Regions from separate parts of the Homo sapiens genome. Here region 1 is linked to region 2. Evidence: read pairs that join two places in POLR2A ChIA-PET (ENCODE). Cell type or tissue: Panc1. All regions are shown on one strand. Each heading gives the region's core, and the rest is flanking DNA. Links, peaks and the distances in the headings are about the cores only.

Region 1 (2,500 bases), core at 1-2,500, 380 kb after region 2:
TAAAAGACCTGCTAGCAGCTCACCTTCCATGCCCATACCCCCACCTCATTCCAACCCCAACACAAGCCATCAATTAGACATACTAGTGAGAGTAGTGAGGAGATTATTTGGCATATACATACACACCCTCGAGTGGTATCCTAAGCCAGGATATAAGTATGATAAATTACACCTCTAGTAGGAAAAAATAAAGCCATCAAGAAAGTTACAGGAACGCCAATTTGTCTCAAGGGACCTGCAGAAATGGATTTTGAAGTCCCAGGGAGGCAGAACCAAAACCTAAAGACAACCCTGAAGCATAAGTCTTCCCATGACCAGGAGGCTTCCTGCATCGACAGGTGCCAAGAACTTGGTCCTGCCTGTAATACATGGGTCCTGCCTGTAATGCAGGCTATCTCTGGCCTCCCATCCCTGTGAAGCCAAAAACCCCACACACACCTGATGACATCCCCTAGGCGTACACGAAGGTTATTCCGAACAACTCTATTCATCCGAATCTTCTCATCAGAACAAGTATCATCAGAAAGGACGATGCAAACAGCTTCTCGTCTCTTCTTTCCTTTCAGCAACACTGTGTCACCTCGGAACAACTGCAATTCATCCATCTTGGGCTGAGGAAAGAAAGTTAAGGCCTTTGGGTCATTGGGCTGACGGGGAGTAAGCAGCAGCCCTGGAGATTGGGATTCCCAGTAAACCCCACTCTATCTGCAGTCACTGCAAGAAAAATGAGAAAAGAAACCTGGGAAAATCCCTCAAGTAAGTGCAGTAAGGAAAGACTAGTCTGTGGCCACAGCTTACCTGGGACAAGGACACCACACTGTTGTCCTCATTGATGGCTTCATCAACAATTAACCGATTGGGACGGTTCTTCTGTTTGAGAATGGCTGTTGATAGGTCATCACCTTTTGAACTAGAAGGAGGAAATGGAGTCAGTAGATACTCCTGCCCCAAGCGCCTCGCCAGTCTCTAAAACTCATACTTAGGAAAGAAACAGTGAATAGATGAAGCTGTCCCTAGACCAGAAAGCTCAGATGAAGGAAAGGCAGCCAAGGTCACGAGGAGCAGTATCTACCATACATATTACAATACCCATTCCAGCAGCTCCTGGTATTTTGAGCGTCAGTGTCCCAGCTATAAGGCCCCAAGTGAGTGATCCTGCCCCAGGGTCAGAAAATAATGGCCTAAGAAGAAGACATAATAGAAATGGAGGCTGAATAGTTGTTAGAGAAATAAAAATAGTCTTAGACTTACAGAAGAGTGGTTAAGAGCAGGAACTCTATAGTCAGACCCATTGGGTCTGAATTCCAATTATGCCACTGCTTAATTGTGATCTTGGGCAAGTTACCTAACCTCTGAACTTTGATGTCCTCCTCTATAAAAGAAGGAATATAATACTTATCTCAGAGGCTTATTGTCTTAAGGGAGATAATGAATGTAAAATGCTTAACATAATACCTGGCACATGGTATTAATGGTCACCATGATTAACAGTATAGAGTAAAGCATAAGCTAACTTTCCAGGGAATTAAGTAAGCCAGACAACCTCCCTTGAGGCTCAGGGAGGCCTTAAGTTCTACCAAGCAAGCCTGGGGACAACGAAGCAGAATCATTGGTGCTACCCTCCTTATAGGCTAAACCTACTGATGCCAGGGCATTCCATAGTACCAAAGGAATGCCAAGCATAAAGACCATCATATTTGGAAAAAACACTAACAGACATCAAACCGCCAGAAAGAGGCTCAAGGTCAAAAGGAACTTCACAGTAATATCTGCAAAAGTACACAATTCCATAAAGTTGGCTCAAAAAATCAAAACCAAGAAATGCTGAGACATGGGGCAAATCCAAATCCCTCTCACCCAAATCAAAGTCGACTGGGTCTACACTCAGTGTTATTTCCTAGAAGCTAGGATCATTCACCAGACAGTGACACCAACTTATTACCTAGCCCGTTTCCAGCTGTCACTTACTAGACTCAGCAAGCTCCCTCTCCCTTTTTTTTTTTTTTTTTTTTTTTTTGAGATGGAGTTTCGCTTTTGTTGTCCAGGCTGGAATGCAATGCTGCGATCTCAGCTAACTGCAACCTCCACCTCCCGGGTTCAAGTGATTCTCCTGCCTCAGCCTCCCGAGTAGCTGGGATTACAGGCATGCGCCACCACACCTGGCTAATTTTGCATTTTTACTAGAGATGGGGTTTCACCATGGTGGTCAGGCTGGTCTCGAACTCCTGACCTCAGGTGATCTGCCCACCTCGGCCTCCCAAAGTACTGGGATTACAGGCGTGAGCCACAGCACCCAGCGCTCTCTCTTTTTTAAGAGCGGCCTCGTGTTAGTAAGGCTCAGGAAAACATAAGCATTAACCAAAGTAGGAAGGCCAGACAATGAAGGAAGCAAAGAAAATAAATTTTTAAAACGAATTTCTTCATTCAACAAATTCATGAGTCTCTATTATGTACCAGGCATTGTTCTAAGGGCTGGGGATACTGAAGTCAACAAAACAAG
Region 2 (4,645 bases), core at 340-2,839:
GGTTCAGAAGTGATGGTCAAAGGTGGGGCCCACAGTGAGGAACTGTGCTCCCTTCCTTAGGTTTATCCCTTGTCCTCACTGGTGCTTCTTTCTTGGGCTGGTGGTGAAGAAGGCTCCCTGGCACCCTCAGGACAACCATGAGATCCTGGGGTGGCCTCCAAGGTCATCACTGTGCCTGCCCACTATGTGGGAACCAGTCCTTCCCTTGGGGCAAGCAGAGCTGAAAGGCCAGGTACCTTGGGAGGAGGCCCAGGACCCCCATCCCACATCTCAGGCCTCTGGGGCTCAGCAAACCCTCCCCTTCCTCTATTTACTGTTTTCCTATGTCCAACACCTGGGTCAAAGGAACAGCTGGAGGGAGACTGGCTTGGAATAGCCCCCTTCATTTTCCCCCTTTTCTCAGTCCTGGGAACCAAGAGGGGATTTCTAAGGAGAGGGGCTGGCCAGCTCATATTCAGACAAATCTTAAAATTTCAAGGAATCGGCCGATGGGGGAGGGGACAAGTGACTTCCCATCCTTATGAGAAAGGTCAGAAGAGAAGGCCTTGAAAGAGAAACTAAATGTGAAACGCCCAGTCACCCGTCGTCACCCAAACCCTAGACCCTCTTTTGGATGGAGAGAGGGAGGGGGAACATTTCCCTCTTAAATTTCTGACTTAGCTTCTTTCCATTCATTAATCATAATAATAGTAATGGTATTTTTGATTGTTTACTATGTGCTAGGCTCTATGTCAAGGACTTTACCACTATTACCTTGCTTAACTTTCCCAAAACAATACCATTGATGTAGTTTTTCTTATTTTCACATTATTATTCTTATTTTACACATAAGGAACATGAGGCTCAGAGCACAAAGCCACACAGCTAGTAAGTACTGGAGCATGATTTGGACCCAGGTGTGCTCTAGGGTTTGCAGTCTTTACCTCCACTCCACACCGCCTGTCTGCCACTTGGTCATGGCACAGCACGGGTAGTCACGGTGCAGAGGAGGGAGACTCTGCAGACAGAGCGCCTAGCTTGGGATTCAGATTCCACCACTTACTAACTGCGACAAGGTGAAAATTCTCCAGTTTCTGTGTCTTAGTGTCCTTATTTGTAAAATGGGAATGGTAGAAGATCTACTTCTTAGGATTAAGTGAGGAACCCTGAGTAAAGCCCTTAGCTTAGAGGCTGACGCACAATAAGCTCTGTTAGCCATTGTTCTTCTTTTGTCCTTTTTTTTTTTTTTTTTTTGAGACAGAGTCTCACTCTGTCACCCAGGCTGGAGTACAATGGCACGATCTTGGCTCAGAGCAACCTCCACCTCCTGGGCTCAAGGGATTCTCCTGCCTCAGCCTCCTGAGTAGCTGGGATTACAGGCACCCACCATCATGCCCGGCTAAATTTGGTATTTTTAGTAGAGGTGAGGTTTCACCTTGTTGGCTAGGCTGGTTTCGAACTCCTGGTTTCGAACTCCTGACTTCAAATGATCTGCTTGCCTCCGCTTCCCAAAGTGTTGGGATTACAGGCGTGAGCCACCGTGCCTGGCCTTCTATCCTTTTATTCAGGTATCTGTTCATTAATTCATCCATCCACCCCTCTTTCCATTGATCTATCCATTCTTCTGTCCATGATGGTTCTGGTTATTCTGTTTGCCCCAGCCTATCCATTCTCCACTCTTCACGGCCCTGCTCTGCTCCCTGGAAGGCTGACCTCTGCAGATAGCATTACTTAGGGTCACCTGCTTTCTGGCTTCTGTTTGGGGCTGGCCCATGGGAAGCAGCAACTGATCAGTGGTGGAAGGAGAGAGGGGTATTAATTCCCCAAATCCTTCATCTTGCTGCAGTTCTGGCAGTGAATAATTTCCCCTGTGGCAGTTGTTCTCAAAGAGTAGCCTTTGGGCAGCAGCAGCAGCATCACTTGGGAGCTTGTTAGAAACACGAATTCTTAGATTTTACTTCCCACTTACCACATCTGAGACTCTGAGGATGGGGTCCAGCAAACTGCATTTTCACATACCCTCCAAGTGACTCTGATATGTGCTAAAGTTTGAGATCCAAACGAGCCTCAGGGATACCATCAAATATACCTCATCACAGGAGTCTCAGGAGGAGAATAGAGAGAACAGGGCATTAAAAAAATTGAAGAAATAATGACAAAACATCTGAAATCTGATGAAAAGTATGTATATACATATCCAAGAAGTTCATTACGCCTGGCCTGCTATGTTGTTATGTTTATCAGAGATCTTTGTTTCTTTGTGTGGCTGTAAGTTATTACTTTTTGTCCTTTTGTTTCATTCTGAAGGTCTCCCTTTAGCATTTCTTTGTTTGTTTTTTGTTTTTTCTTTCTCCCTTTAGCTTTTCTTATGGGCAGATGTACTATTAATGAACTTCCTAAGTTTTGTTTATCCAGAACAGGAGTTTGAGACAAGCCTGGCCAACATGGTGAAACCCCATCTCAACTCCTGACTACTCAGCTACTCAGGAGGCTGAGGCAGGAGAATCCCAAGGCTCACCTTGGCCTCCCAAAGTGGTCTACAGATTGAGGCCCACTGATCTACAGTGATCCTTTTGGGTTGCCTCCCTTCCACGGGTCTATCTCTATTCTTTTTTTTTTTTTTTTTTTTTTTTTTTTGATACAGAGTCTCAATATGTCACCCAGGCTCTAGTGCAGTGGCACAGTCTCAGCTAACTGCAGCCTCTGCCTCCTATGTTCAAGTAATTCTCTTGCCTCAGCCACCCGAGTAGCTGGGATTAGAGGCACGCACCACCACGCTTGGCTAATTTTTTTTTTTGAGATGGAGTTTCACCCTTGTCACCCAGGCTGGAGTGCAATGGCACAATCTCAGCTCACTGCAACCTCCGCCTCCTGGGTTCAAGCGATTCTGCTGCCTCAGCCTCCTGAGTAGCTGGGATTACAGGGACCCGCCACCACACCCAGCTAAGTTTTTTGTATTTTTAGTAGAGATGGGGTTTCATCATGTTGGCCAGGCTGGTCTTGAACTCCTGACCTCAGGTGATCCACCTGCTTTGGCCTCCCAAAGTGCAGGGATTACAGGCGTGAGCCACCATGCCCGGCCTAATTTTTGTACTTTTAATACAGATGAGATTTCACCATGTTGGCCAGTCTGGTCTCAAATTCCTGACCTCAGGTGATCCACCCGCCTCGGCCTCCCAAAGTGCTGGGATGACAGGCTTTGGAAACACTGTTCCCTCCTCTTGCCCCTTCAAGCCTTTGTATGATAATGGTTTCTCACCATTGCTAGACCCCAACTGCCTATCATCCCATGTTAGTTCCTTAATCCTGACCTAATCTCTTAAATTGTCCCTTTATTAAAATCTTTCCAGTTAAATTTTTTTTGAGTGTATGTGATATTGTGAAATATATATCTGGTCTTCATCTTCCTTTTCTGACATATAGCTCCTAAAATCCTTGGAATCTTGGGAGAGATTGTGTCTTTTGTATGCTAATGAGATAACTGGTGGCTGGGGGCCTCTAGACAGCCTCTGGATGGGAGCTAGTCAGCAGAAGAACCAGCCACATGGTTAGAGAGTTGGAACATTCTCTAACATTCTGTAGTGGTGGGGAGTCCCACCCACTCCCCACCTCTGGGTAGGGGAAGAGGGGTTGAAACTTGAGTTGATAAACCAATGGCTGATGATGTAATCAATTATACCTAGGTACTGATACTTCCATTAAAAACCCGAAAGGACTAAGTTGGGGTGGGGGCTTCTGGATAGCTGAAAACATGGAGGTTCTGGAGGAGGGTGCCCAGAGAGGGCATGAAAGCTCCACACCTTTTTTTCCCCATACCTCACTCTATGCATCCCTTTCATCTGGCTGTTTATCTGTTCTTTGTAATATCCTTTATAATAAATGGGTAAGCATAAGTAAGTGTTTCTCTGACTTCTGTGAGCCGCTGTAGCAAATTAATTGAACCCCAGGTGGGTTGTGGAAACCCTTATTTATAGCTGGTCAGTCAGAAGCATAGGCCACACTCTGTGCTTGCAATTGGTATCTGAAGTAGGGGGGCAGTCTTGTGGAACTGAACCCTCAACTTGTGGGATCTGATGCTACCTCCAGGTAAATGATGTCAGAATTGAACTGAATTAGGGGACACCCATCTGGTGTCCACTGAGGAACTGTCTGCCAGATAATTTCTTGGTGGGGAGAAATCCCCACACACTTATGGGTACCCAGAGGTCACAGAAGTATTGAGTGGTGAGAGGGAGTAGAGAGTAGGGAAACATGGTTTTCCCTGTATCCTTGGAGTGTGCTATCTGTTTCCTGCCAGGGTCCTCACTGATATAATTGGCAGTACCAGGACATAGATTCCCAAAATGGGATTCTAGGATTGGCTTGCCCTTGATGAGGGCATGGATGGTCTCTGTGGTTGGAAAAAGAAGACACAAGTAATCTGGAGCACGTAGAAGCATCACAGTCACTTAGACTATCACTCGTGAGGCATGGATGAAATGTTGGAAGTCAAGACATTAGGAGATAAAGTACCTGAGGCACTTACTTACTATGGTCACAAATGATGATTGCAAATGGTGATTACTATATTGTTACTATAGTACTATATTGAGGCCAGAACCTCACTGGCCATTTCTGATTGTGCTAGTAAAATTCCAATAAAAAAGATAAGGTTAGGCCAGGCACA

The links. ChIA-PET counts read pairs that join two places held together with the same protein. Peaks named below come from ENCODE experiments on the same cell type or tissue, not always from the same donor. Only the 100,000 strongest peaks of a DNase experiment are listed, where the experiment ranks them.
Region 1: POLR2A ChIA-PET joins it to region 2 with 5 read pairs; 3 of 35 experiments call an interaction of 5 or more read pairs at or near these places.

What each region holds. Positions count from the first base shown.
Region 1 is chr9:35,067,453-35,069,952 of GRCh38, forward strand. VCP (valosin containing protein) reads right to left here. Exons shown (of 17, transcript NM_007126.5): 2 at 799-910; 3 at 439-611. Among named protein-coding and RNA genes, the nearest start is that of VCP, 3.9 kb to the right of the region's middle. In Panc1, for the core only: no CTCF peak of the experiment used is centred there; no DNase peak of the experiment used is centred there; H3K4me3 peaks cover 96 bases.
Region 2 is chr9:34,691,572-34,696,216 of GRCh38, forward strand. It overlaps a transcript of PHF24 not described here. Among named protein-coding and RNA genes, the nearest start is that of CCL19, 2.6 kb to the left of the region's middle. In Panc1, for the core only: no CTCF peak of the experiment used is centred there; no DNase peak of the experiment used is centred there.